Regions from separate parts of the Homo sapiens genome. Here region 1 is linked to region 2. Evidence: chromatin loops called from intact Hi-C (ENCODE). Cell type or tissue: natural killer cell. All regions are shown on one strand. Links, peaks and the distances in the headings refer to the core of each region. The heading gives the core; the rest is flanking DNA.

Region 1 (15,220 bases), core at 3,131-11,130, 1.9 Mb after region 2:
TCTACCCAGTAGCTGGAACCATAGGCGTGCCAGATTCGGCTGAAGAGTTTTGTTAGGAAGTTTTCAGCACCTTGGATCATATCCTGAAAAAGTTCATTCACTGATTCAACCAATCTCTACTGTGCACTGCCCAGAACCAGAGTGTGAGCTCCACGGGGTAGGGAGGGCGCCAGCTTTGCTCTCAGCTGCCCCCGGGCGCTTGGGACCTGGAACCCATGAATGAACAGACCCCGTTCTAGATCAACAGACATTCAAAGCAGCGCTCTAGGGGAAGGGCAGGGGAGGAATGAGCGTCCAGCCGCCACGGCTCTGCTTCTTTGCCTGTGTGTAAGTGGTGGGATTTAAAGGTGGTTGGGTGCAGAGGCCCTTCCCCCACCTGCAATCCTCCGGTGCCAATGCAAGTGCCAGGGGAGGGGTGGCGTTTCTGTTTACTTCCAGCCAGGTCAGCTCCCTTGCCCCCGCCCCTGTGTTTGCATTTTCTCGGTTTGGCGAGCTGGTGGAGTAGCCGCGGAAAGAAGGCGGATTTAAAGGCTCCATTTGGAGGAGGCTTTTGGAGAAAGCTTGCACCTCCCATCACACCCCCAGGGCAAGTCAGCCGCCTCAAAAGTGCCGGTGCCGGCCCTCTGTGAGCTGAACACCTTCGCACAAACCCCCGGGAGCGGTTACTATTACCCTCATTTTCCCGGGGAGGCGCCTGGGGCTCAGAGAGGCCAAGTGACTCACCCAAGGTCACACAGCTTAGCAGTGGCCGACCCGGGATTGGAACCCGGGGCTCCGGACCCCGCGGCGGCCGTTTCTCGAAGATACCCACTACCTCCCTCTTACACCGCTCAGGAATAAAGCAGGAAGGCCGAAGGCCCCGTTTTCGCCCAAAAACAATGCTCCACGTAAATTTGCGGGAACAAAAGCCACCAGAAATCCAGCCCGGGTTTTCCGCCTCTCTGCTCTCCGCGGACCAATCGCGTCCTGACGGCCGCCGAGAGACTAGAGGCGGTGGCTCCAATATGATCCATAGCCCCCCAGGGCGGCGTGGCCGCGGCATGGGCGAATGGGATTGGGGACCCGGCACAATCACGGGCGGAGAACGGGCCGCCTGAGCCAATCAGCTAGGGAGGGGGGAGGGTGGGCCCGGCCGGCCCGGGCTGCCCGGAGAGGCGGCCACCCCGCCCACTTCTGCTGGTCCCGGCCGCCCGTCAGCCGCGAGCGCGACGATCCCTCTGCTCCTCGGCCGGTGCCTGCTCTGCCGTCGTCGCCGTCGCCGCCGCCGCCCGTCCGCCGCCCGTCCGCCGCGCGGGAGCAGCAAGGCCGGCAAGTCCCGGCAGGATCCCTCCGCGACTGCCGCCTTGCGTCCCTCCCCCTCCAGCGCCCGTTCCGCGGCCGCGGCCCCCATCGCTCCCTAGGCTGCGACGCCGCGCCCGCGGCCCTGGGTAACGGCCGGCCTGGGGCCCGCAGTGACAGACCCTGCGGCGCGGGGGGAGATGGGGGCGGCCGCCTTCCGGGCGACGACGACGACAACGACGAGGAGCAGCCGCCGCCGCTGCCGCTCACCGGCCGCTGCTGGGCACGGGCATGGGCTCGGGAAGGCGCCTCCCCGTGAGCGGCGGGCCCAAGGCAGCTCGTCGCCCCCGGCCGCCGCGGGTCCCCCTACGGCGCCCCGCGCGCGCCCGCCCGCCGGCCCCTGACGGGAGCCTTGCCCGGCTCCGGTCCCCGCCCCGGCGCCCGCCCGGCCCGCGGCGCCCGCGCGCCTTCGCCCGGACCCGACCCCGGCCCGCGCGCCCCCGGTCCCGGCGCGCCCCGGCCGCGGCCCCCGGCGCCCCCCGGCCTCCCCCGCGCGGGCCCCGGGGCGCGGCGCGGCGCGGGCGGCAGCGTGGTGGAGAAGCGCTGCCCGCTGCAGAGGGACGGCGTGTACCGCTGGTTCTCGGAGCTGCCGTCGCCTCAGCGCGTGGAGTTCCTATGCGGCCTGCTGGACCTGTGCATGCCGCTCGAGGTCCGCTTCTTCGGCTCGTGCCTGGAGGACCTGGCCCGCAAGGACTACCACTCGCTGCGCGACTCGGAGATCAAGGCCAACAACCCGGCCGACCTGGGCAGCCTCACCAACCTGACGGACGAGGTGGTGCGCAGCAAGCTGCTGGTGTCGCTGGCGCTGCTGGGCTCGGAGCAGAGCGAGGCGGCGGGCGTGCTCTACCGCAAGCTCACGCACGTGACTCCATCATCCACAACTACGGGCTGCAGCTCAACGAGGGCCGCACGGGCGATGAGTTCCTGCTGCCGTTCACCATGTCCTCCAACCACCGCGCCTTCAGCTTCCACCAGAAGCAGGTGCTGTGCCAGGAGCTCACGCAGATCCAGAGCAGCCTGAACGGCGGCGGGGGCCACCTGCCTGGCCTGCCACAAGGTGCGTGCCCGCCCCGAGTTCTGCTCTGTACCCCAACCCTGCATCCCCAACTCTGTATGCGAAGCCTCCAGCCTGCACCGCGAGCCCCCACCCAGGCCTCCAAGCCTGCGCCGCGACCCCCCCACCCACGCCTCCAGCCTGCACCACGAGCCCCCAGCCCGTGTCCCAAGCCCCATCCTAAGCCTCTGTGTCGCATCCCAAATGTGTGCCCCACCTCTCCAAGCCTCCACCGTACATCCGAAGTCCCCACCCCGTGTCCCAAGCCCCCATCCTAAGCCCGCACTCCTCACCCTAAGTCTGCACTTCAAGCCCCAAGACCGCACCGCGGCCCTGAGCCCACACCCTCAGTCTCCTCTGCGTGCCCCAAAGCCTCCAGATCTCCGCCTCGCGCCCCTTGGGCAGGAGCGGCTGCAGGGGCCCTGGGTCCGAGGATCCGCGGGAGCGGTGCGGGAGACGTCCGCGGTCAGAGCTCACAGTCCCAAGTGCCCTCCTTTCACTTAGCCGGCTGCAAACGCGATAAGGCCTTTGTCCCCTTAATGGGACCCTTGGGTGACAGATAACACACATTGCGGCGCCTTGGTTTCCCCAAATCTGGTATTTATTACTAGAAAAGGAAGGAGCCGTGGCCATGCCAGAAGCCGCGGGTGAGGTGAACATTGCAAGGCACCGGCCTTCGCCTTCTGAGCTGCTCACTCCATACAGGTGGAGGCCCTGCTTGGGGCCTGTGTTGCTGGGGGCCTGCGCGCGGGACGTGGCTGTCCGTGTGAGCTCATTTATGGACACGTGCATGCTGTATGATGTACGCGTGTGTCGCATGTGGGTATGTATGTGTGCACACGTGTGTATTTATGAATGTGCACATGCCTGTGAGCGTTGTGTGTGATCGTTTTTAAGAGCCGGGCTACCTGTAACAGACAGAAAAAGACTCCTAGAGCCTTAAATGCCCATGAAACCTATTTATTGGCGACCCTTAGAAACAAAACCCAGGCTGACGTTTGAGTAGGAGGGCACTGGTGCCTTAAAGAATGTTAGGTTAGGTTAAAGATCTCCCGTCTCCAAATTGAACCGGAAGGGCATCCTGGCCATCCACTTAGCGATGTGAACTTTTGTCTAAGTGTTTCAGAACTGAAAACGCAAAGTGTTTGGGGCTCCAGCTATTTTGAACAGGCCCCTGCAATCCAGTGCCAAAATTTTGCTACCGGAAGAGATTACTTTGACCTGGTGTGATGTGTATTTAGATTACAAACTGATTATTTTTTTGGAAGGGAATAGGTTGCAGTCGGGACCAGTCTTGCTGAGTGCCTCTTTGCAGTGTCTTTAAGCTCTTTGAAGTTAAAACTTTGATAAGACTTTGCTTTTATGAGTGGCTGAGAACACCGTCTGGTTTGCTAGGTTTTTTGTGTGTGTTTTTAAAGCTGTCTTTCAATCCTAGGTTGTGGCTTTTCTTTTTTAATGTCTTCCTCTAAGAAGTGGTTGTGGTACATACATTGGTTTTTTTGTGTGTGACATTTATCTCCAAGACTATAGTTTTCTTTTTAAGTTCAGCTCCCACCCTACATTTCAGGCTGTGTGCTGCGCAGAGGGTCCTAGGAAATGTAGTTGTTTCTAGTAATCCATGTAAGCCTTGACATGCCAGCAAATTGTCGCCTATTCATGGAATCTCAGTCATTTATGGTCAGTTTCATGTGCTGTTTGTTACTCCTTTGTGTAGATTCCACCCACTAATAATTTCTATGGCTGTTGCTACAGTAAAGTCATCTCTTTAAGGGGATTCTTAATGTGTGAGCACGGGTGCATCACTTTATGCAGACAGTGGTGATTATTATTTTGGTTGGGCAGTGAGCTAAACCTGGAACAAAAATGTCTTTTATAGGAGAGCCTTTCTGTCAAGCAGAAATCCCTTTGACGAGATGAAGGAGCTAATCTATTCGTCTCAGCTCACCCCTGCACCGCCCCCCCTCCCCCCCAGCCCCAAGGCCATGGGCACTGAATTTACCAGCCGTGCAACCTTGGCCAGGATCCTTCTACCTCTCAGTGTTGTCCCTATTGCAGTGGAGGGGATGTAACCTACCTCACAGGCTTGTGTTGAGGATTACATAGGTAACATACGTGAGCTTCCAGCAGAGGTGCAGTAAATGCTGCTTTCTCCCTTATGGCCTCTCCGGCTTTTAACATTTATTTTTATAGAGGTATGCTAACTTAAAGCAAGACATGTTTTATAGATTGAATTATTTACATCTTGGCTATGAGCTTTTATGTGTTCTAAATTGGTTTTTGAATAGTTACTTGGAGCTGACAATTTTTTTGTTTCATCTTTGGAAAACTGGAAGATTCTGTGACCCTTAATGAGAGGATTATTATAAGGAGTAACCTTGGGCTGTCATTTCCGTATTTCAAAACAACCGTGGATTCTAGTTTTCCCTACATCCCTAGTGTCACTGCTAAGCTAATTTCAGCCCCATTCATTTAACTTTCGTTTCTGTGCTGCTTCAAAGCTAAGGCTGACGTTGATGAACCCTTTATTGCTTGGAGCAGGCAACTCAGATGAAATCTAGCATTTAAGTATTTTGCTTTCTTAGTTTCTAAATATTCCTGAAAAAGCAGCCCCATTAAAGCTGTCTGCATTCTTTTGTAAGCCTGTTGTATTTTGTTTTGAACTCTTTGAGCTTAGAGATTTTGTGTTTTTCTTTTAGAGATACAAATGTTAATTGCTTTTTAAATTCTTTATCCAATTTGAATTTTTATTTCTTGGCCTGGCAAGGTGGCTTACGCCTGTAGTCCCAGAAGTTTGGGAGGCCAAGATGGGCAGATCGCTTGAGCCCAGGAGTTCAACACCAGCCTGGGCAACACAGCAAAACCCTGTCTCTACAAAAAATACAAAAATTAGCCAGGAGTGGTGGCACACATTTGTAGTCCCTGCTACTGGGGAGGCTGAGGTGGGATGATTACCTGATCCCAGGAGGTAGAAGCTGTAGGTGAGGTATGATCATGCCACTGTACTCCAGCCTGGGTAACAGAATGAGACCCTGTCTCAAAAAATTTTTTTTAAATTTATTTTAACTGTATTTTCCGAAATAGTCATTATTTGCAATTCCTTATCCAAACCCTGTGTTTTTATTTAAAAATTCTTATTATTCTGAGGACTTCTAGAGGTGTAAAAGTAGGGGGAGTATAAAGTAGACATACCTGTGTTTTACTTTCAGAAAGAAAAATACTTCCAGTAGCCACACTGATGATAGGCTGAATTAGTTGTACTCTGCCTAGTGGCGGGTAATGCTGCTGCTTGCTGCTCCTGCAGTCGCCTGTTCCAGGGTGCCAACTGTGGGGGATAGTTGGCTTAGACTTTCCAATGCCTATTTTACGTAAATAAAAGACCATAGTTTTGGAAATAGTTAAATCCTTTGCAGTTTTTTCTTTTTGTCAGTGATAATAAATATGCTATGGTATGTGCACATGCTTATTCTTATTTTAAAAATAACAGCTTTATTGAAAGAGAATTCATATACTATATATACTTCACCCTTTTAAAGTGAAGTCAGTGGTTTTTAGTATAGTCACATAGCTGTGCAAGCACGACCACTGCCACTGAATGTTTCCATCACCCGAAAAAGAAACCCAGTGCCTATTAGCAGTCGCTCCCCATTCCCCCTCCCCCCAACGCTTGACCACCCCTTTTTGTCTCTATGGGTGTCTTTTTTGGACGTAGCATGTAAGGGGACCACACACCGTGTGGCCCTTTGTGACTGGCTTCCTTCACTCTGGTGATGTCAGGGCCCCTCCATGCTGTGGGTGTGTCAGCACTTCCTCCTCTTTCGCAACCGAGTGGCGTTCCCGTGTGAAGAGGCCAAGCTGTGCTCACGCGTTCTTCAGCGGGTGGACCTTGGGGTTGCTTCACATGCTTGCTTGTAGACTTTTGTCTTCATGGTTAATAGGCTCTTTATCTTCATCCCCGTGCACTGTGCCTAACACTTAGAGCATCCTCTGTGGACCGCTGGCGTACGTGTCGGTGCAGGGCTGTCCTGAGGGCTCCTGTTCCACCTGGTAGATTGCTAGGTGCGGTGTGCAGAGCTGTGTAGGTGTGGCCTCAGCCAGCCTGGGGAGCTGCAGGTGGAGGTGGCAGGGAACTCTGTGCTGTCAGTACAGAGCCTCTGGGCTGGTGCATTTGGTCAGCGACAGGTATGGGGGAGCAGGGCCTGGTGGGCAGGGGCCTGAGCTTCAGCTGTGAGGGCCCTGCTGTTTGTGTTTCAGCATCCTCAGGGTATGGATAATGAACTGCTTCATGGGGCTGATTTTTTTAAGGGGGTACTAAAAAAATGATGTTTTTAAAGTTTTTGGTGCAGGGGTGTGGTGGGGGTGGTGGTCTTCCTTTAGGGATATGTTCTGTGGAACAGTTCTGGAACTCTCTGTGGCTTGCATTGTGAGTACCTGAGGGTAAGCACTGTAGAAACTTCAGATAGACACAAATGCTGTGAATAAACCTGCTGAAAATGTCTGTCTAAAGATCAGCAACAGCTTTTGCTTTGTTGCTTTTTGTAAGCTGTTGAAAATCATTGCAGTTCAGAGGTGAAACATGGGATAGTTCATCGTCTGGTTATCAGGCAAAGTGGTTTCTCCCTTAGCCCTAAACTCTGGGCCGATTGCAGCCAAGAGTCATCTAGCATTCCATAAGAACAGACTCTCTCTGGAGCAGCTGTTGTCACTGATGGTTAAAGGAATAGCTGTGACCTAAAAGCACTGTTTTGTCTCCATCTTTAACACTCGTTCTCCTGGGCAGCTGGGAACCGCCTGGTCTATGAACTTGTCTGTGAACTAAGTCTTCTGGCTGTCTTTGTATACGTTGCTTTTTTTTTTATTGCATTACAGGAGATACAGGAAATAATATTCTAACTCATAGTGGATCTTTATTTTTATTTTTATTTTTTGGCCAGCTGTTACAGGTCTAAAACACTGTGCTGTTTCATAGTACAGTACAGTACATGATACGGGAATTGAGTCATGTGCTGCTTAAGGACACAGATACGTTCTGAGAAAAGCGTCCTCAGCTGATCTTGTTGTGTCAGCACCACAGTGTGTACTTGCACAAACATGGGTGGCAGAACCCGCTACACCCCTGGGCCACATTGTAGAGCCTGTTGCTCCTCGGCTATAAACCTGTGCAGTGTGTTACTGTACTGAATACTGTAGGCAGTTGTAACCCAGTGGTATTTGTGTATCTGAACACAGAATAGGTACAGTAAAAATGCATTATTAGAATCTTAGAGGATCCCTGGTCCGTGTGGTCTGTCAGTGGTGGAAGCATCCTTATGCAGTGCGTGACCGTGCTGGGATGCAGTTCTGATTGCTTTCTTGGTGGTAGTATTTTTGTTGATGCCATGATGGAGCTGCAGTAGCACTGCCATCTACTGTGTAATGGCTTGGATTATGTGGTACTTTAATTACTGTCCTTTGCCCTCACATTAAATGAAGGCCATTTACTTTGATATGAGCTAGTTCACACTTGCCTCATTTAGTTGAACACACATTTGAGTTTTGCTGTTTTCTACTGTGTTCTGGAGCACAGTTGTAGAAACTGGAAATTCTGTGTCATATTTGGGTATGATGAGTAATATGATGGTATCATTTGTTCAAGTGCGAAGATAATTGCAGATAAGCATCTGCGTTAGTCTTGTCACTGCAGGTGAAGCTTACCGTTTACTTAGGCTTTAGTTTACCCATTTTCTCTTTAGTCCTGTAAACTTCATCTACCTTTTGGTTTAACATGCTTTTCCAACAAATCTACATGAGTCTTAAAACTTCAGAGTCCAACTAGTAGAATAGAATAGTAAGAGGTACTTGCACTGGGGCATCTTTTTTTGTTGAATTGATGACGAAGAAATTTTTGTTATGCTAGGAAAAATTTCTACTTTAGTGTTCTCCCCCGCCCCCCACCTTAGAGGGATTAGATTTTAGAAAAAGATCCTTCTTTTTTTTTTTTTTTTTTTTTTTTTTGAAAAACTGCCAGTTGGAACAGTAGTTATCTTGTTAGTTTAAGTAAGAAGTGTAGCTGCAAGTTACTTAATTAGGGTACATTATTGAAGGGCTTTTGGTTTTGGACTTCAGTCTTAACATACTCAGTTTAGAAATTAGTTTTAGCAAGGTAATTTTTTTCTCCAGTCTCTGTAGATGTTTTTATTGTAGAGAGACCTGACACATTGTAGAAACATTTCCTGTCAAAGGTAAAAAGAGATCATCCAGAATGAACAAAATACGTTAATTCTTAGCAGTTTCTGTTTTGTTCTGGGTTAAAAGACCTGAAGCTACTTAAAGTGAGAAGACAGAAGCAAGACAGAATTGCTCTTCTAGCAGCCGTGTGTCATGTCTGATCAGAGCATGATTAAGCAGGACAGGATTTCACATGTGGGCCACAAAGCCCTGGACCTGGCCGCTCACCCTGAGAGGGGCACTGTGGACCCCACCCGCCATTCACTACCCAGCTTGCCAGTGGGGTGGGTGCTTTGCAGGCTCACAGAAAAATCACTCGCCCTTGAAATGTCTTATCTGGGCCTGGACACCTCCTTAGTTTCTCTTGTGTTTCCTTTCTGTGTAAGGCTGGTCCCTCACCGCTGGTTTGATCACAGCCCTCTGTTTCCTCAGGGTCACTGGTAGGTCAGCGTTTGAACTTTGTGATTTCTGTCTCCCTCCTTCAGTCCAGTCTTTGACCTCTAGCCTCACCTGACCCATAAACCATAATGGTTCTCTGATTTGTATTTTCAACAAAACCCCGCCTTTAACACCACTCACCTCTACCAGCCAACAAAACCCCGGCTTTAACACCACTCATCTCTACCAGCCCCTCTTCTCTTGGTCGCTTCACCACCGAGGCCTCCCTGAGCAGCTAGCAGAAAAGGCCTTCCATCCCGCTGGGTGGTGCTGGTCCCTGCGAATAGGTTGCTGTGTGTCTTTCCAGACGTGTTTGTGCACATATATGTTCATACGTTCTTTCAAGAAACCATACACATGCTTAGATACACGTAAGATCTTACATACACGCTGTTCTTCATGCTGTAACATGGCCACGCTTCGTGAAGTCACTCCTGCTGTCTCTAGTTCCTCACTTTCAGTTATTCCTCAGCCTCCTGTGACCTGCCTTTTGCCTTGAACCTCTTTGACAAAAACAATTTTTACAGAAAAGTATTCAGCAGGTCTCTTCAGTGAAGAAAGATTTTAAATCGGTAATGTAACCAGAGGTAGGAAATGGAAAAGTGCCAGAGGCTGCTGCATGGAAAGTCCCTTCTCCCACAGATGGCAGGGAAGGGCACCCAGGACGTTTTAAGGGTCAGGCAAGGTTCTCCTTTCCCTGGGTATTGATAACTTTTATTTCACATGTAAAAAACATGTTTCTTACCCTCTTCCCAGCCATCCAGTTCCCCTCTTTGCAGACAGCACACTTCCTCTTAGAACCTTCCAGATAAACCATATGTATTTACAAGTAGGTACCTGATGTCCCACTGCACACACAGGTGCCTCCTGGTCTTCTCTTGGCAGTCTTTCCAGATGAGGCTTCTCTGTCAGTCCATAAAGAGCTTGTTCAGTGGCACAAATGTGTTATTTAATCAGGCCCTGTTGATAACATTTTGTTCCATCGTATTATTACAAACCAGTGCAGTGTCATTTACATATTATATACATATCACCTACATGTTACAGACAACAGATGGGACCTTTCACATTCAGGTAAGTCTACCTGTGAAGTAGAAATCTGGAAGTGGAGTTGGGTCAAACGGTCTGTGCTTTTGTAATTATTTTACCTGTTGCCGAGATCTGCTTTTAGAATTCCCACAGCCATGTACAAGGCCTGTTTCCCTAACCTTTAACGAGCCCAGTGAGTTAGCCACTTGCTGGTTGCAGCCATTCAGTTAGGTGGAGACTTACCCTGGTGTGGTGTAGTTTTATCTTAGGAATGAGGTTGAATATTGTTTCAAGTAAACTATTTCATTGATATTTGGTGAGCTGTTTGTCTCCTTTGCTCATCTCTGTTGAGTTGTTGGTCTTTTCTTTTTTTAATTTTTACTTTATTTGAGACGGAGTCTCACTCTGTCACCCAGGCTGGAGTGCACTGGTGTGATCTCGGTTCACTGCAACCTTTGCCTCCCGGGTTCAAGCAATTCTCCTGCCTCAGCCACCCAAGTAGCTGGGATTACAGGCACGTGCCACCAAGCCTGGCTAATTTTTTTTTTTTTTTTTTTGTATTTTTAGTAGAGATGGGGTTTTGCCATGTTGACCAGGCTGGTCTCAAGCTCCTGACTTCAAGGGATCCACCCACCTCGGCCTCCCAAAGTGCTGGGATTCCAGGCGTGAGCCACTGCGCCTGGCTGGGTTCTTAGTTTTTAGAAACTCCATAAGTTTCAAGGAATCATCTTTAGTAGGAATTGCATGTATTTGTTTTCTGGGTTTTTAATCTTGTCTTTTGACTTTGCCATGCAATTATTTTCTTTTCTTTTTTTTTTTAATGCTATATTTATCAGTCCTTTTTGGTGTGGCTTCTGGGTTTCGTGTCATAATTCATAATGTATAATGCGTTTCTCATCATACGTATTGTACATATGCATGTATTGTGCATACATAATACACATGATGCCCCGTACATTCTAAAGACAGCCCCCTGCAGTGTCGCCTGGTATGGAACTTGTGTCATTCTCTTTTTATATCAGACGGATCCATCTGGAATTGATTTGGTATAAGGTACAAAGTTAGTTTTATATTTTCCAGATGACAGCCCATTTGTCCCAGTGCCATCTGTTAAATAGCCTCTGCTCTCCCTCCCAGATCTGAGCTGTCTCTCGTTTACTCCCACATCTATTTGGGTTCACTTCTGGACCCTGCGTTCTGCTTCATGGATGTCTCCATCCAGATGACCTCATGTTGGCCAGGTTCGTTGGATACTCTTGGTTTTGTTTCTTACCTCTCATTTGTTCTTGTGGGTTTCCTACACAGAGGAATCCCCAGGAAGGGTTTTTTTGGGGGGGGTTTGTTTGGAATAAATATGGCTGCGAGGCGCCTGCTCCGGATGGTGGCTTCTGCAGCCTGGGTGTGCCGGGCCGGCTGGGATCTCGCTGCCTCCGCCAGTTCTGGCACTGCTGGTTTTCCTCTTCTCTGGACATTTGTTTTCAGTTTCTCCTCTGCTTTCCTGCACTTTTGATGATATTATTCCTCAGACTTCTCTCCTTTTTCTTCTTTCTTTTTGCTTTATAATTCGTGACCTTTTTAGCTGTGGTTTTGCCAGTCTCACTGATGAGTCCAAAAAACCTAAAGGCTCAACCAGACCTCCAGCTGCCCCTGAAGGTTCCCAGTAGCTCAGTGTGGCAAAGGCGGGTTTCTGTCTTCCAACGTGCCATGGTTCCCATGTTTCCCCCAAAGTTTGCATCTTAGAAACTTAATCCCCAGTGCAGCAGTGTTGGGATGTGGGTAGGTCACGAGGGCTCTGCCACTGCCATTACAATGAGGTAATATCCTTGTCACCTGAGAGTGGTTTTTGTGAAGGCCGGTGTGGGGCTCCTCTTGCTGGCTTGCTCTCTGGCTCTCTCGCCCTTTCCCCTTCTGCCTTCCACCATGGGATGTCCCAGCAGGAAGGCCCTCAGCAGATGCAGGCTCTTACTGTTGGACTTTGCAGCCTCCAGAACTGTAAGAAATACATTTCTTTTCTTTATAAATTACCTGCTCTGTGGTATTCTGTTACAGGAACACAAAACAGACCAAGACACTAACCCTGACCTGCTCTGTCCTTCCCTTCTAATCCCCTCCAGCCAGAGGCCGAGGCCTGTCATAGAGATGCCCTTTTTTATCCCCTCCAGCTGGTTTATGACCAAGTCCTAAATATCTTTAGATTTGTCTCCAGTGACACCGTTACAGCCCCGGTTCAGTGTTCCCTCAGGGTTTCCCTTTCTTTCCCCCTGTACTTTCCTTTCTTCCTCTCCTTCCTTTCCCCTCCCACTTCCCCTTTCTCCCCCGTTTCTCTCCCTACCACACTTGCCATGGTGGTCACATACATGGCACACTTCTCTGGACGTAGGCTTAGATTTGAGGCAGTATGCCAGGGAAGCAGGACATAGATTAGAATAGTCTTCAGGAAACCAGCATGGCCCCAGCCTAGCCTAACTCCACTTTGCTTCTGATCAGAAATCCGTGTTAGAATGCAAGTCAGTTGATGTCATTGTGTAAAGTCTACAAGAAACAACTTCGTAGCTGCTCCATTTTATTTTCTGATTAAATAGTTTAGAAGCATTGGTACCTTAACTCTTTTTAGAAATAACACTAATGTGCCCAACTCTGATCATGACCTAGGTCTAGCCTCATTAACATTCTAGTCTCCTGGCCTGGGTCTGCCCACTGTAACCCTTTTTGGTCTCCCTGGCCTGGGTCTGCTTCCATAACCCCCTCTGGTCTCACTGGCCCCCTCTTAGTCTCTAACATCAGTTCCCTTGTGTCACTGGAATGGTCCTGGTCAAATGCATGCAGGAGCCTCATTTCTGGCTTACGGGTCTTAGCATGATGTGCCATGGCCTTTGTGATCTGCCCCCTGCCTGTCCGTACACACCTCTGTCTGTGGGCGCAGTTCCTCCTACTCACTGTGTTTTCTCTCTCCTGTGTCCTTGGAGAGGCTGTTTTCTCAGACTGGACACTGGTTACCTGTGATACCCCCATCCCCATTATTGGTTCGTAGATACCAGTCATTTTGTTGTTGCATCCTTATCCTAGACCTTATGTGCTGTGTTCTATTTCTGCCCAAGACTTTGACTTTGGCAGAGACTGACTTTTTAAATCACTAGAGCCTAGCAGTTCCTACCACCTACTAGGGGCTCACCTGTAGAGCATCTGTTAAACCTAGGGGCAGGAGGTGTTGGGTGGATGAAAAGCCGCCATAATACAAGTGCTTTTTTCCCTTTTGGTTTTTCTTTTCAATGGCCACAGTAGTAACTCCTGTTACCAACTCATACTTTTTATCTTTTTAATTTTTGCTTTTATCCAATGACTACCTCTCATATATTATGTAGCTGTAGATTCTGGTGAAGTTTAACTTGAATTTTAACATTTGTATTCTACTTTCTTATTTTTATTTATTTATTTTTTTGAGACACTGTCTCGCTCTGTCGCCCAGGCTGGAGTGCAGTGGCGCGATCTCGGCTCACTGCAAGCTCCGCCTCCCAGGTTCACGCCATTCTCCTGCCTCAGCCTCCCGAGTAGCTGGGACTACATGTGCCTGCCACCACGGCAGGCTAATTTTTTGTATTTTTAGTAGAGACAAGGTTTCACTGTATTAGCCAGGATGGTCTCGATCTCCTGACCTTGTGATCCGCCTGCCTCAGCCTCCCAAAGCGCTGGGATTACAGGCGTGAGCCACCGTGCCTGGCCCTACTTTCTTATTTTTAACTTTATATTTTTCAAAAGCTGGCATGCAAGGCAAGGTGTGCACTGGCTCACACCTGTAACCCCAGCACTTTGGGAGGCCAAGGCAGGTGGATCACTTGAGGCCAGGAGTTCAAGACCAGCCTGGCAACAGGGCAAAACCCCATCTCTATTTTTAAAAAAAAGAAAAAGAAGAAGAAAAAACTGGCCTACAAAAGCTTTCATTGGGAAAAACTCTCTGACATGAGAGTTGGGCTTTAGGTTACCTGGGTTGCATGCATACAAGGTTGTGAATGCGTTAGCTGAGAGCTAGGAAGAAGCTGCGTGGCATCATGATGCTTTGGTGGCCTCGTCTCCTGTGGAGGCATGTGTGTGGATGAGTTGATTTCCATGGAGTAACATTTTTAGTTCTGCATGTAAGTTTGTCTGGATTATATTTATTTAATGCTTTTAAAACTTTAAATCATGGTAAGCCTCGATGTTTTAGTTTGCTACGTAATGTCTGTTTTAGTTTGCTACATAGTGTCAATAAATTGAAAAAGTGTTACTCATTCTAATTAAGGTTTCATTTGTATTTCTTTTATACTTTCAACAGTGACATTAGATTAACTCTTAAGAAGGGAGCATTATGGAATCATTTGTTTAATTATTTGGGACATTTGCATAAAAGCATCAATAGAATTACCAGAAAGAAATTATATCCTTAGGTTTTTTTTTTTTTTTTTGAGACGGAGTCTCGCATTGTCACCCAGGCTAGAGTGCAATGGTGCAATCTCAGCTCACTGCAACCTCTGTCTCCCGGGTTCAAGCGACTCTCCTGCCTCAGCCTCCTGAGTAGCTGGGATTACAGGCACCTGCCACCACACCCGGCTAATTTTTGTATTTTTAGTAGAGACAGGGTTTCACCATGTTGGTCAGGGTGGTCTTGAACTCCTGACCTCAGGTGATCTGCTCGCCTCGGCCTCCCACAGTGCTGGGATTCCAGGTGTGAGGCACCACGCCCAGCCTATCCTTAGGTTTCTTACTGACTCTGATTAAAACATGTATATATAGGAACTAGTGCTAGAAGGATTATAGTCTAGACTTGAAAAAAGATTAAACTGTTTGAAATAGGAAGAGATTTAGTGTATGGGGAAGAGGAACAACCCTCACCCCTACTCTGTTTTGGGCATTTTAATAAAATTTAGAAGCCTGAGAATAATACTAACAACCTAGTTATTAGTAAAATTAGTAAAATTGGCCAGGCGCTATGGCTCACACCTGTAATCCCAGCACTTTGGGAGGCCGAGGCAGGCAGATCACAAAGTCAGGAATTTGAGTCCAGCCTGACCAATATGGTGAAACCCCATCTCTACTAAAAATACAAAAATTAGCCGCGCGTGGTGGCGGGCGCCTGTAATCCCAGCTACTCAGGAGGCTGAGGCAGGAGAATCGTTTGAACCC
Region 2 (15,220 bases), core at 4,364-12,363:
TGGGCTCTCCATCCTCCTATCCCTGGGACAAGTGTGTGGGGGACAGCAGGGGCCACCAGGAGCCACGCTAGATGGGCCCAGCCTCACCAGGTCTACTCTGGGACCGGCTGGGCCCCAGGGGGGCTGTGATCTTTCACGGCCATGATGTTAGGAGAGAGACAAGGACCAAGGATGGTGATTCCTTCCCAAAGGGCCACAGCCATCCAGTAAGGCCGAGCAGGGAGGAGCTGAGAAAGGCAGCCTCCCTCCTTTCTGCCTCTCTCCACCATCAGCATCAGCTCTGTTGCCCAAGGTGGTCGCCCTCTGCAGGGGCTGGGGCTTGTAAGGCAACCCCCCCCACCCCCACCTGGCGGTGCTTGCTCTCCGATTCCTGGGACCTGCCTGACCTTGACTGCAGCAGGGTTTTATGAGTGGCCTCACCACTTTACCAATTGCTGTTGCCTTTTATTACTTCTCAGGGGCTTTATCTCAGCGGCCGCCTTACCTCCTGGCTAAATGAGGATTAATTTTTTAACAGGATTATGTGCTGTGGGTTAGCTGTACTCTCTGGGGACGGCCAGGCGCTCCGCTCCCTCTTAGCCCCTCCCTCTCCCCAGGCCCCCCTTGCTGGTTTGCTGGGAGCAGGGGCTACATGTGGGGGCCCCAGGAGCTGGGGGCTGCATCATTCCAGACTCTGGGATGGGGGTGGGGTGGCGAGGGCCAGACCTGGACTCTGGGTGGTGATGTCCTTGGGCAGGGCCTGCCCTGCAGGGTGAAGTTCCTTTAGAGGTTTCAGCCACTTCTTGAAGGACACCAGACTTGGCCACTGAGCAGCTGGGAGTGGGGAGAGATGGAGCAGGAGCAGGAGCAGGAGCAGGATCAGGGGGACATGGGGAGAGAGAGGATGGGGGCCACCTTGCCAAGCCCACCTGCCCCGGTATCTCAGAGCAGCACAGCCTGAACATGGCCAGCATCAGACTTTCTTGGTCCTTCTGGAACACAATTTCAATTTTCCACCAAAGTTTGATAAAGGTGAGCCTGTTCTCACCCCTCCTGTGTCTATCGCCTGGAGGACAAAACCCAGGATCCCACCTCCAGCTCTCCATGCCACCATCTCCTTCACAAACCAGAGGGAGGCCTCCTTCTTTGCCCATCAGGAAAGCCTCTGTGTCAGTCCAGGGTGGGCCTCCAGACACCAGTCTAGGGGGCTTCTCCCTGTTGCCCCAGGCAGAGCTGAGGCCCTTGTGGCTTCTCTTGTGATTCTTCTGTTGGGCCTCCTGTCCCCTCTGGAGTTATGAATTTGTGGGTGTGCTTACCTGCCTGCTGTGGGCCCCTGAAAGGGACATATTGATACTGCATTCATATCTAGGCGCGTGGGAGGTGCCAAGCCTGTTTATGGAAGGAGTGATGAATGGATGGCTGAATGAACAAATGAAGGGATGAATGCATGAGGGAGGAAGGGAGGAGGTCATTGGCTCCCTGAAGGGGCCCAGGGCTGACTTGTTCACAGCTCCCTCTTCCCTTGGCTGAGCCCAGGGCAGGCTGGCAGCTGTAGGCCTGGGATGTTGGCCCAGCAGCCTCGTGGGCAGCTGGGTTGATGGGGTGAGGTCCTGGCCAGAGGGGAAACTGTCCCTTTTCGGGTCTGGCTTCTCCTCCAGAGTTCCTGCTCTGCAGGTATGTGCAGACCTGGCTTAGCTGATGTAATGAATGACCACAAACTGAGTGGCTTCAAGCAGCAGTCATGCATTCTGGTGGCCTGGGCATCCTTGGCTTGTGGCTGCATCCCTCCTGCTCAGCCACCATTCTCAAGAGGCCTTCTCTGTGTCTGTCCCTATGACTCCTATAAGGACACCAGCCCTTGGATGTAGGGCCTGCCTGAATAACCCAGAATGACCTCATCTCCTCATCCTTCACTTAATTCCATCTGCAAAGGCCCTCCATCCAAAAAAGGCCGTATTCACACATTCTGGGAATTAGGACAGGGTCATATCTTTTGGGGGGACCACGCTTCAACCCATAAAATACCCATATGCTTGACGACCCACCTTCCTCCTCTCTAGGAGCCTCTGTGCTCACACCTAGAAATTCCGGGTGTGAGTCTATGCCCCTCTGTGACCATCCTGTGTCCTGGTTGTTTGTTTTTGTTTCTTGAGATGGAGTCTCACTCAGTCGCCCAGGCTAGAGTGCAGTGGCATGATCTTGGCTCACTGCCAGCTCCACCTCCCGGGTTCACACCATTCTCCTGCCTCAGCCTCCTGAGCAGCTGGCACTATAGATGCCTGCCACCACACTCGGCTAATTTTTTGTATTTTTAGTAGAGATGGGGCTTCACCGTGTTAGCCGATGGTCACAATCTCCTGATCTCATGATCCACCCGCCTCGGCCTCCCAAATTGCTGGGATTACAGGCATGAGCCACCGTGCCCGGCCTGTCCTGTGTTTTTTTTACATTTATTTTTTGAGACAGGATCTCACTCTGTCACCCAGGCTGGAGTACAGTGGTGAGATCGTGGCTCACTGTGTAGCCTCGACCTCCTGGGCTCAAGCCATCCTCCCATCTCAGCCTCCTGAGTAGCTGAGACCACAGGTGTGTACCACCACGCCCAGCTAATTTTTAAAATGTATTCGTAGAGACAGGGTCTCCCTATGTTGCTCAGGCTGGTCTTGTACTCCTAGGTTCAAGGGATCCTCCTGCCTCAGCCTCTCAAAATGTTGGGATTACAGGCATGCCTGGCGTGTCCCTTGTTTATTTGTTCATGTATACCACTCCTGGGTATACGCCCAAGAGAACTGGAAGCAGGGTCTCAAAGAGATACTTGCACACAGGTGTTCATAGCAGCTTATTCACAAAAGCAAAAATGTGGCAACAGGCCAGGCGTGGTGGCTCATGCCTGTAATCCCAGCATTTTGGGAGGCTGAGGAGGGTGGATCACCTGAGGCCAGGAGTTCGAGACCAGCCTGACCAATATGGTGAAACCCTGTCTCTACTAAAAATACAAAAATTAGCTGGGCATGATGGCAGGCGCCTGTAGTCCCAGCTACTCGTGAGGCTGAGGCAGAAGAATCACTTGAACCCAGGAGGCGGAGGTTGCAGTGAGCCGAGATGGCACCACTGCACTCCAGCCTGGGCAACATAGTGAGACTGTATCACAAAAAAAAAAAAAAAAAAAAAAAGGCATTTAGTATGCCTAACCGCCTGCCAGCTCAGCCCAGCTGACCTCAGATGTGCTCAAGACACTCCCATTAGCCTCTAGGTAGGCAAAATCAGCTCACACAAAGCTTTTTTTTTTTTTTTTTTTTTTTTTTCAGGCAGACTCTCACTCTGCTGCCCAGGCTAGAGTGCAGTGGTGTGATTATAGCTCACTGCAGCTTCAAACCCCTGGGCTTAAATGATCCTCCTACCTCAGCAACCCAAGAAGCTGGGACAACAGGTATGTGCCACCACGCCTGGCTAATTTAAAAAAAGGTTTGTTATGTTTTGTAGAAATGGGGTCTCGCCATGTTGCCAAGGCTGGTCTTGAACTCCTGGGCTCAAGCCATCCTCCTGCTTTGGTCTCCTAAAATGCTGGGATTACAGGCGTGAACCACTGTCCCCAGCTCATGAAGCTAGTTTTCTAATCAGGTGTTGATTTTCTTGTGCAATTTGTCGAATACTGTACTGAAAGTGAACATGGTTGTGTGGGACTTAAGTGCCGTTGCTACTGAGTTCTGGCCACATTCTTACCATCGTGGAGTCGGGGCCCGTCGGTGGAGCCATCCTAATAAGGCAGGGCCATCTGTGTAGGAATCTGCTGTTTGCAGAGATTTTTGTTGGTGATCACCAGGCTTGGACTCTGAGAACCTTGGAGGAACCCAGTGGGTAGCACACAATGCGGAGTGGGACGTTCACTGGACCAGGGAGGTCGGGCCGTGGTTAGGAACCTGGGGGAGGAAGAGCTGAGGGGGTTGGGGATCTGAGCTTTTCTCAGTGGCTCAGCCACGACCCTGGGCTACCCCTGCCCCAGGCCTCCCTCCTGTGCCTGTGAGCTGGGGATGATCATTAGTGTCCCCTCCCCCAGCATGTAGGGCTGTGCCAGGCACAAGGAGGAGGCTTGCGGCATTCCCACTGAGGACAGACTACCCGGGAAAGCACTCGGACAGCCTCAGGGAAGATGAGGGTGGGTCCAGGAGATGCCAAGGGCAGGCCCTTGGGCAGGTTTTTCAACAGTGCCTCTGCCCCACCACCCCTGTGCCCTTGCCTGTCACCACAGGGTCTCGGAGAGGAGAGCCATGTGGCTCAGCATGGCCAGGGGCAGGCTAGACTGTCCTGCTGCAGAGGACCCACTGGGGCCCAGTGGGACAGCCCTCCCCCTCCCCCTGGGACTCCATGGCCTGTGCTGTCCTCCTGCCCAAGAAGCTTCCCTCTGAGGCATCTCGGGTCCGGGTCCGTCCTGCTCACCCAGGGCCAGGAGCCCCCAGGAGGCCCACGGTAAGAAGGAGCGCAAGACATAAACAATTTCCCCCTCCTCTGCCGAAGGCTCTGGTGTCAGCGTGCTTTGCCTGCAGTGGCCTTTCCCCGGGGCAGCGAGGGCCTGAGTGGGCGCCTCCCCCAACGCCTCCTGGGTGTCAGCCCCAGACTGCCCCACGGCTCCACCCCTGTTCAGAGCCACTCAGCCCCTGGGAAAGGTGGCTGGGTCATGAGTTGGGGATATGAGGGGGATCAGTGCCTGCTAGTTGGTGCCAGAAAACCACCTTTGCTGGACTTGGCATTGAGGGTTGGCAAGGGGGCCTCGGAGACACTCTCCTCCCTCCTACCTGTACCCCCAGGGTACCCGTGGTCACTCAGTTCCTGACTGCCTGCTTTGGGTTGGGATCCCAGGACCCACCCTCTCCTGGCTTCTGCTGAGCCATGCCCTCCGCGGTGGGGGGGTCCCCTGCCTGATGCCACGGCCTTGCGAGTGTCACTCAGAGCCCCTGCTGCACGGAGCCGTGCTGTGGGTTTCTTTTCCTGTGTGGACCTGCAGAGAAGCTGCCTTGTCACTGTCCCCTCATTGCTGGGGTATAAATCCTCATTGTCACTATCTTCTTGGCCCTCTGCCACCAGCTGTGGACTCTGGGGACACTCAGGACTCAGGCCTGGAATTTTCCCCAAGGTTTTTCCTAGGTGCATTGGTGTAAACAGGGTCCCCTCTTGCCCCAGAGGCTGAGCTCCCATGGGCAGGGGGAGAGTGGGAGCAGTTGTCTGAGGGCCAGGCTGCGGGAACAGGGTCTGGGGTTTCCTGTGGAAATGCTGAAGAGTGCCCGCCCCTGCCCTGGCTCCGGCCAGCATCTGGTCACCCTGGCGGGCAGGGAGTGGCAGCTGCAGAACGCATGAAAGTGGTGGGTGGGGTGGGAGTGGCTGGTGCTGACTTTGTCCAAAGGCCAGAGGTGCGGTGGGGCCCCTGACACCATGTGGCTAAGGGCTTCTCCATTCACCAGGACTGTTCTCACAGAGTCTTTCCAGAGAGGCTGCAAAGGGCCTCTTATCTCCAAAAACGTCTATTTTATAGGCACCTGGATGTCTACTGTGTCCTGATACAGAGGAGAGGACATGCAATGGGAGATAACGTGGCTACCTTTGGCCATGTCGGGTGGATAAGAGATGGCCAACAGGTCACTGCAGGGCCTGCTCCCCCTTACTTACCCCATCAGGGGACAGGATCTCGTGTGTGTGTGTGTGTGTGTGTGTGTGTGTGTGTGTGTGTGTGTGTGTGTGTGTCAAGGAGGGGTATCCCTCTGGTGCAGTCCTTGATGGTTTCCTCACCTTGATGTTGGTCCCATGGCCATCGGTGTTGGCCTCACCATCACCACTTTCAGTCTCTGAACAGCAACAGGCTCCACTGAGCAGGTGCCCAGTGACACCTGGTGCGTTGGAGGGTGGGGCTGAGCCCTGGTGAGCCAGGACCTGCTGAAAGATCAGGGGGAAGAGAATAGACCCCCCTCCACCAGCCCTGGGGACCCACAAAGGAACATTCAGGCCGCCCCAGTTTGAGCCATGAGTTGTGTCCACGGCAGCCTCGCTTCCTTTGCTGGGCCTTGGCAGCGATAACGCCTGAATCTGTGCAGGTCTCAGGTGAGCCTTCTCCAGCTCAGCCTCTGTCGCCTCACAGGACGCCTCGGTTCCCGGGCATTGATTCAGCACCTGCTGTGTGAAGGGAAACCAGAGAGGCCAGTCCTTGCTCCTGAGGACTCAAGGGTCTGGATGTGGGGGGAAACCCACACCCCACAATGCTCCCAGACGATGGACGCAGCGCAAGGTCTAGGCTCACTCCAGGAATGTGGGGCACAGGGCCCAGAGCCCATTTGGATGAGGAGGCGCCGTGCCCTCCGTGGGCTGGAGGGACAGGGGGCCTTTGGTGGCCGGTGAAAGCGTTTTGCCAGCTGAGAATATTCTTTTTGCTGGCCGCGTCTAATCTGGTTTCTGGGGAAGATAGGAGGAGGCTACATCAGCAGATGCCTGTCACCATGGACTAAGAGCTGGCTCAGGGAATCCAATTCCAGCTCAGAACCCGGGGCCCAAGGAGCCGCTTGAGGCTGTGGCTCTGTCTCTTTTTGGACTCGAGGGACTCTGACCATGGTTGTGGACTCTCCCTAGAAAACATGCACACATAGCAATTTGCTGACCTGTCCTGGGAGCTCAAGGGAGGCCCAAGGCAGTGGGGCTGGGGGGCAGGGAGCAGAGGGGCAGGGTCGGGGCCAGGGGAAAGAGAGAGCATGGGGGGGGCGGTCCTGTCCCCTTGAGGCTGCCATGCAGGGGCTGGCTGCATTCCAAAGCTGGAGGAACAGCTCTGCCTTGCAGGGAATTAGCACAGTCTGCCTGTCCGGCTGCTTCACCATGGGTTGCCCCCGTGCCATTGAGGATGGTGATGGGGGAGGAAGGGTGGTGATGAGGGAGGGAGGGTCTTGATGTACCACCTGCCCCCAGATGGCCAAGGTGACCCTCCCCAGCGTCCCCAAGCTTCGCAGGCATGTAGGGGAGCCTCGGAGGGCACATCTGTTTGCTGTTCCTGCTGTTACACGTGACCACAAACTTAGTGGTCTAAAACAATGCAAATGTATTTATTTTTTCCTCTTTTTTCCCCCATGTAGGACAGGTAATGTGCCACTGTTCTAAAGAGGTTGCACGTCCCACGCAAGAGTGTGAAAACCCCCTCATCACACATATCAGCCACAGAAGGATCAAAACAATGCCAATTTATTATTTTAGAGTTCTGGGGGTCAGAAGTCCCACGGGGCCGCACTGGGCTAAAGCCACGGTGTCAGCAGGGCTGGCTCCTTCTGGAGGCTGGGGGCAGATGCATCTCCTGGCCTTTCCCGGCTTCTGAAGGCCACCACGTTCTGGGCCTCAGTCCCAGGCTGGGGCATCACCACACCCACTGCTTTTGCACCAGGTCTGCTCTCACCCCCGCCTCTCGCTCACAGGGGCCCTTGTCATGCCACTGGGTTCACCTGCATGATGCCGGGGAGCCTCCCATCGCAGGACCCTCGGTCACACTGGCAATGTCCCTTTTGCCATGAAAAGTAGCCCATTCACAGTCCCGGGATTAGGATGTGGGCCTTTTGGGGGGCACCATTCTGCCCACTGTGGAGGGTGTGCAGGAGTGACCAGACCTCAGGGAGGCTCTCAAATTGACCTCATCCCCAGCACAAAGTCCAGGAGGGATGGCATGAGGTGTCCAGGATGCTGGAGCTTGGTGGGGGCTGGACAGGGACTCTGCTCAGGCACCCAGCCCCAGTGTGAGGGGCCCATGGCTGCGGGCGCAGGAGCCACAAGGGAGAAATGATGGCCCCATAGACTTTCCTTCCCCAAACTCGGATCCCCTGAAACAGAGAGGTGAGGCTTAGGGGTGAAGGGCGAGCAACTTCTGCAATAAGATTTCCATGATGCCTGACCATGTCTGTAAGAGAAAGGCTATGTCTTTCTTTATTTTTGTTTATTTATTTTTTGAGACAGAGTCTTGCTCTGTCACCCGGGCTGGAGTGCAGTGGGTTGATCATAGCCCACTGCAGCCTCAACGTTCCAGCCTCAAGCAATCCTCTCTCCTAGGCCTCCCAAGTAGCTGGGACTACAGGCATGTGTCTTGGGAGGCAATTTTTTTTTTTTTTTTAAGAGACGAGGGTCTCACCATGTTGCCCAGGCTGGTCTCGAACTCCTGGCCTCAGGCAATCCTCCTGCCTTGATATCCCAAAGTTCTGGGATTACAGGCATGAGCCAGCATGCCTAGTCTCTTTTCAAAAAAAAAATTTTTTTTTTTGAGTCACAGTTTCACTCTTTTTGCCCAGGCTGGAGTACAATGGTGCCGTCTTGACTCACTGAAACCTCCGCCTTCCAGGTTCAAGCAATTCTCCTGCTTCAGCCTCCTGAGTAGCTGGGATTATGGCGCCTGCCACCACATCCGGCTTATTTTGCACTTATTTTTATTTTTAGTAGAGATGTGGTTTTACGACGTTGGCCAGGCAGATCTTGAACTCCTGACCTCAGGTGATCTGCTCGCCTCGGCCTCCCAAAGTGCTGGGATTACAGGCGTGAGTCACCGTGCCTAGCCTCAAAATTTTTTAATGTAACTTTTCAAATAAACTCACACATGTGATCAGTGATCACCACACATGCTTTATCGATAATTGCCACACTTGTTTCATGCATTGCTGTTGTCTTTCTCTTTCCTTTTCCCCTTTGGCTGAAGCATCTTCCATCCTGTAGCAAATGTTCTGAAATTTTGTTCCTATGAACTTCAGGTTGCAAGGCGCCAAGTATGGGAAACTCTGGAACACACTTGCGGCTCCCTTAGGGCAATGTTCAAATTAACAGTCATTCCTTGGCACCTGCTCAGGCCCCATCCGGAATCACATTCCCCTGATTGTTTGCTTACATCCATCAGATGGAACACATAGGTTCCTAACAAGGCCCACAGTTTCAGTTTTGTGGTGGCGCCTCTTGAACCTCTCTTACTCTAGATCAGGCGCCGCCCCTGACCCCCACTGCTCCTCCCACCACTTGTGATTTGTTGCAGAAACCAGATCAGCTGTCCTGCAAATGTGTCGCCTATCACGCAGCTGTTTGCCTCTCTGTGGTGTCGCCTCGCCCCATGTCTCCTGCAAATGGAAGCTGTGCTGCAGAAATGCCCTTAGATTCAGGCTCATCTTTCTTTGCCAGAAGCCTTCGTGGGCAGAGCTGTGAGAGCCACATGGAAGCACCTGTGATGCTAAGTGTGCCCCGTGGGTCCAGGTGGCCAGAGCCCGAACCCACCCTGTGATGCAAAGTGTGCCCAGTGGGTCCAGGTGGCCATAGCCCTGACCTACCCTGTAATGCTAAGTGTGCCCCGTGGGTCCAAGTGGCCACAGCCCGAACCCACCCTGTGATGCTAAGTGTGGCCAGTAGGTCCAGGTGGTCATAGCCTGAACCCACCCTGTGATGCCCTTGTTTTGTCATTACTGATCTCATCCATGACCCTTGCGAGAAATAATTATGTCATGAGAGGTGGCAAAATTGTGGTTTCTCTCATGATCTCATCTCTTCACAATGAGTAGCTGAAATTCTTCTATCAAAAACAACAACAACAAAAATGGCTGGGCACAGTGGCTCACACTTGTAATCCCAGAGCTTTTGTGGGCCAAGGTGAGAGAGGCCAGGAGCTTGAATCCAGCCTGGGCAACAAGACCCCATCTCTACAAAAACATAAAACATTAGCCAGGTATGGTGGTGCGTGCCTGTAGTCTTAGCTACTCAGGGGCTAAGGCAGAAGGATCCTTTGAGCCCAAGAAGTTAAGGCTGCAGCGGGCTGTGATTACACCACTGCACTTCAGCCTGGGTGATGCAGCGAGACCCTGTCTCTTAAATAAAACAAACAGGCTGGGTGTGGTGGCTTACACCTGTAATCCCACCACTTTGAGAGGCCGAGGTGGGTGGATCACCTGAGGTCAGGAGTTTGAGACCAGCCTGGCCAACATGGTGAAACCCCATCTCTACTAAAAATACAAAAAATTAGCAGGGCCTGGTTGTGGGCGCCTGTAATCTCAGCTACTCAGGAGTCTGAGGCAGGAGAATCACTTGAACCCACGAGGCAGAGGCTGCAGTGAGCCGAGGTTGTGCCATTGCACTCCAGCCTGGGCAACAGAGCAAGACTCCGTCTCAAAAAAAAAGAAACCAACCAAACAAAACCCAAAAAAACTTGCTGTTGTCCACTAGAGTTATTGAGTTACCCTGAAATATAGTTTAAAAGGGAAATTCTTAATTCTTTTCTTTTAATTGACAATGTTCCGAATAGAGAGTTGGAGCCTTGTTTTTCCAGTGGACTACCGATGGGTTTTGGTTTGGTTTCTCTCTTTAAATCTATTTATAGCTTTTGTGTATTCATTGTGTATTCAGCAATTACACACAATGAATACACAAAAAATTACACAACCAATACACAAAAGGTATAGGCAGATTTAAAAAGCAAGATACCAAGGCTTGATTTTAGGCTCGATTTGTCCCCTCTTTAGCCAGGGATTTCTAATTTTTTTCACCTCAAAAGTGGTAGGCCAGGGTGCTGTCCCATCAGTGGTGGGAGGAAAGGTTGGTTGCCCCGGACAGTGGGTGAATGCCGGGGTGCCAGTGTCAGGGAGGGGAGGGGCTGGTGGGTGAATGCCAGAATGCCAGTGTCAGGGATGGAGGGGCTGGTGGGTGAATGCCAGGGTGCCAGTGTCAGGGACAGAGGGGCTGCTGGGTGAATGCCTTGGTGCCAGTGTCAGGGACGGAGGGGCTTGTTGAAGAGAAACTCTTTCTTCAGGGCCATTGATTTCCCTGCCTTGTTTGAAGTGCCTGGATTGGGCTCTCTGAAAACCAACACCATCTTATTAGAAGACAAGGGCTTCTTCTCTTTTCTTTCTTTCTTTCTTTTTTTTTTGAGACAGAGTTTCACTCTTGTTGCCCAGGCTGGAGTGCAATGGCGTGATCTCGGCTCACTGCAACTTCTGCCTCCCCGGTTCAAGCGGTTCTCCTGCCTCAGCCTCCTAAGTACCTGGGATTACAGGCGCCCGCCACCACACCTGGCTAACTTTTGTATTTTTTAGTAGAGACGGGGTTTCTCCATGTTGGTCAGGCTGGTCTGGAACTCCCGACCTCAGGTAATCCGCCTGCCTCAGCCTCCCAAAGTGTCAGGATTACAGGCGTGAGCTACTGTGCCCGGCCTTTTCTTCTCTTTCTTTAGAGACAGGGTCTCTCTCTGTCACCCTAACTGGAGTGCGGTGGCATGATCACGACTCACTGCAGCCTCGACCTCCTGGGTTCAAGCGATCCTCCCATCTCAGCGTCCTGAATATCTGGGACGACCGCACCTCACTAATATGTGTGTGTGTGTGTGTGTGTGTGTGTGTGTGTGTGTGTGTGTGTGTGTGTGTTTTGCAGAGATGAGGTCTCCCCATGTTGCACAGGCCTGGCAGGTGTTTCTGATAGTCACAAAGCCCCTGCTACTGGGGAAAGGGAAAGGAAGCCCCAGCTAAGACCCAATTAAGAAAATCCCAGAACCAAGAACGAATCGACTGTTCGGCTTTGGTAATCTCCAATGTGTCCACCAGGTGGTGCTGTCCAGCCACAAATCTCCCAGGTTTGATCTCGGGCTTCTGCCGAGGGCACCTCCAGGGCTGGGGTCTCATCGTGTTGTCCCCACTTTATTCCAACGTCCACCCCAGGCCTGGGGGAGCCCAGGGAGGACCGAGTTTCCTGGGCCCCGCAGGGTGCACAGAGGTGAGTTTGGTAGTGCGGTCCCGACCTCGACAAGCATCCCAGCGAAGCAGGCTGAGCGCCCGGCTGGCTCCCTCAGGACCCCTCCTCCGGGCCTTCGCCCTGTTGATTTGGGTGTTTTAATGCAAGAAAGTAGGACACTGGTTGTCACCTGCCTGCTCCTACAAGGAAAATGCATGTTTGTGTGGTTATCCGTGGCCACCCCCACCAGGGCCTGCGGGGGGTCCAGTGCAGTGGAGGTGGGGAGGCGACTCATGGGCTCCAGGATCCGTGGAGAGTGAGTGTCAGCGGGAGGGTGTCCCCTGACCTCGGTCAATGGAAGCTGCTCTTCCTGGGGGTCCCACGGGAGGCCCGTGATGGGGGTGGGGGAGGAGGGGTAAACGCCAGGCCCTGATTGGCCGCCTGTCCTTGGGTCTTGGCTGGTCCTAAGAGGGAACGGGGAGCACAGCTGGGGTCACAGCCTCAGCCGGGACTCCTGCCCTCCAGCCCCTCAGCATCCTCCCTGCGTGTGCTCTCCTGGGGGCTGCTCAGGGCAGGTGGCGAGTAGGGGAGCTGTGGGACCAGAGAGAGGGGGTGGACGTGCCCAGGGCCTGCCCTCTTGGCCTGCCGTGGAGACCCACCCAGGCATACCTGGGGGCTGACCCTCCCCTGCAGAGAGCAGGGTGAACCCCAGCCCTGCCCTCGCCTAAGAGCCAGGTTCGAGGGGAGTGTAATTTATAATGAACCCCACTCCTCCCCCCAACACCCACCACAGGGAGGAGCCAGCCTCTCTCCTGGCACCAAAGTCACGCTCCTGACCCTGCAGGCCACAGGATGAGGAGGACCCAGAGAGGCAGCGGGGTTGGGGCATTTCATAAGCCGGCGAGAGCTGCCCGTGTGCATCCTCAGGCCTCACAGTGGAGTGAGGGGCGGGGGCCGCCTGCGTCCTCCACAGGAGCTCCTGTCATTCCACCTCTGGGGGTGCACTTGCCGACTTGCCCCAGACCTGGACTCAGGCTGCGCTGCTGTCTGCCCAGGGCCTGGCGATTGCTGCGCCCATGGTGGGTCCCACAGGCAGGCCCTGCCCTCCCATCGCTGGCTTCTGAGCAGGGGCTTTGGGGCTGCTGGACCTTGGAGGCAGATCGGGGGCTTCTGGTGTCCCTATGTCTTGGGGGCCTGGTGTCCTGAGGGCCAGCGCCCCCCGGCCTGCACTGGGACCCTCCATGGAAGCAACTCCTCTTTCATCTCAGGCACTGGGTGTCCCAGGGCCAGGGAAGGGGCTGCGCAGCACCTCAGGAGCCCAGAAGAGCTGCCAGCCAAGGAGGAGGAGCTGGGGGGAGCAGAGGCCTGGACCAGCTGGGATGTTCCCATCCGCGTGTCCCTCCCGCCCAGGCCACATGGGCAGGGGAGGAAGAGGGGAGGAGGAGGGGAGGGGCCCTTGTCCTCCCAGAGCCTCTCCCTTCCTCTCCCTTCCTCTCCTCCCTCTCCCTCTGCTCATCTCATCATGAGACAGCTGGCGAGGCCCTTCGGCTGCCCTGGAGTGCCCCTGCCCTGGCCAAGCTCTTGCTGCCCCCTTCTCCTGGAGGTGCCAGATGGGGCGGGCCCAAAGCAGCAGAGGTCTGGGCCCTGGCTCCAGCTCTGTCCCCTCCCGAGGGCCCTGGAGGAGCTAGGAGGAGGGCCTAGCAGGGCCGGGCAGATCGTGGGCCGGGAGAAGGGGTTGCCTGGGGAGACGGACCGACTAGCAGGACAGATGGTGGGCCAGGCAGGGGTCCGGAGCCCGCCCCATCTGCTCCAGTCCCTGGTGGGACTTTTCTTGTCCACCTCGGGCTGAACTGGGATGGGCTGCGTGGGTGGCTGTGGCCCAGGCCGGATTCTGTCACACTGGGTCCTCTGTCCCTGGGGCACGGCCAGCCGGGTGCTCATCTGGGGTCTTGAAGCCCCCTCCTGGCAGCTGGCACGTGGCTGGAGGTCATCATGTTTCGGGGGCTCCTGAGGGTCTGCGGGCCATGCCTGAGCAGAGCCTGGGGCGCGTCCCGGGAACGAAGCCGCCGCTGCAGATGAGGGGCTTTGTAGGTGGGTGGGCGACTGAAGCCCCCTGGAGGGGCTTCCTGGGGTCCAACGCCGAGAGGGTCCGGGACAAGAAGATGCTCAGTCACGTGTTTGTGCTGCAGGTGCACCCCCAGCCCAGGCGACATCAACGGCCAGCCCCATACGCGTGAGGATTGCGGCACCAGGGGCGCTCAGGATTGGGCCGGGCTGCTTCTCAGAAGAGGGGACATTGAGCCCAAGCAGGCTGCACTCCTGCTTGGACGGAAGGTGCATGGGTGGGGAGGGTAATCACACCAATAGAGACATGGATGGACTTGTGCAGAACATAAATACTCTCTTTGCTTATGTCTATGTTACTCAAAGGAACCATGGAAATAACAAATTCCCAATTACAATGCAGTAAACTTTAAGAGGAGCAGAGTGAGCTTCGCTCTTTTATGGTTGGTGTATTTCCAAAAAACACTTTCTTCTTCTTTCCCAATTCTTTTTCTAGTTTCTCCTAAATTGGTGTTTCTTTAGATGGAAGCCGTGTCTCAGACCATAAAACACTAAACCTATTTGAAGCACTTACGTTAATTATTCTATTCATAAAATCTAGGTTGATCCATCTCATAGCAAAATCCGTTAGTATAATTTTACCTTCTTCTTTTTAAAAAGCCAACAAACTATAAGTGGTGCTTCTATGTAGAAATATATAAGTAGAACTGAGTTTTTACTTATAGAACTTATATCAAATGATGATAAGCAAAGTATTTTTATTCTATAACCTGGATTTAAAAATATATAATCTCTGCAATATATATTAAAGAAACTATAATTAATTTTAAGAAGTCAAATGGGGAAAAAAACAAAACAAAATGTTCCATCCTTAGACAGATGACCTATAATTTATTTTATTTGATTCAAGCTATATCTTTAAATAGTAGTATCAGGATCACAAGTCATTTTGAAATGTCATAAAAATGTTCCAAGTTTGTGTTTTAAAGGACCTTAGAGGGACTATTTGTGGTTTTGTACTTTCTTTGTTCAGTGATCCACTTGCAGGTTATTCTGAACCTCCTTGGGAAAAGATGAAAGTAGGATGGCATTTTGGAAATGATTCTTCATTCTGAAACCTCCTTGAGTGATAGACTAGATGAAGTATAGTTATATATTTGGCAGTAGAAAGCAATCTCTCCTGTCAAATTTCCCATTCATTTTTATTTCTGGATTTATTCTTTCTACTTTTGCTCAAATACCAACACATAAAGAGTGTCCACAGATATAGGCTCTAATAATGCACTGTGGGAATTTAACACATTTTAAAAGACTGAAGGATAGTAAGAAGAGAGTTTTTAACAGATTCCTTATGGAGGGAAAAGAATATTGCTAGATGAAACAAAAATGGAAAAAAATCTTTTATTGATAGATATAGCTTATATTTTCTTCCTTTACTCCTAATTGAATTGTGAATGTTTTATTATCAAAATTCACA

Evidence for each region. Peaks named below come from ENCODE experiments on the same cell type or tissue, not always from the same donor. Only the 100,000 strongest peaks of a DNase experiment are listed, where the experiment ranks them.
Region 1: a loop joins it to region 2, with 4 times the contacts of the local background. A loop is called at or near these places in 6 of 110 quality-filtered maps.

Annotation. Positions count from the first base shown.
Region 1 is chr15:22,256,484-22,271,703 of GRCh38, forward strand. It overlaps LOC124903445 (a long non-coding RNA gene), which reads right to left and starts at 1,150. Exons shown (of 4, transcript XR_007064503.1): 1 at 1-1,150. It also overlaps the pseudogene REREP3. In natural killer cell, for the core only: a CTCF peak has its summit at 9,226; DNase peaks (open chromatin) are centred at 3,808, 6,218, 8,058, 8,748 and 2 weaker places; H3K4me3 peaks cover 329 bases; H3K27ac peaks cover 5,450 bases.
Region 2 is chr15:20,345,006-20,360,225 of GRCh38, forward strand. It overlaps the pseudogene LOC124903613. Among named protein-coding and RNA genes, the nearest start is that of GOLGA6L6, 190 kb to the right of the region's middle. In natural killer cell, for the core only: CTCF peaks have their summits at 11,567 (motif pointing right) and 11,769; DNase peaks (open chromatin) are centred at 8,406, 9,064 and 11,556.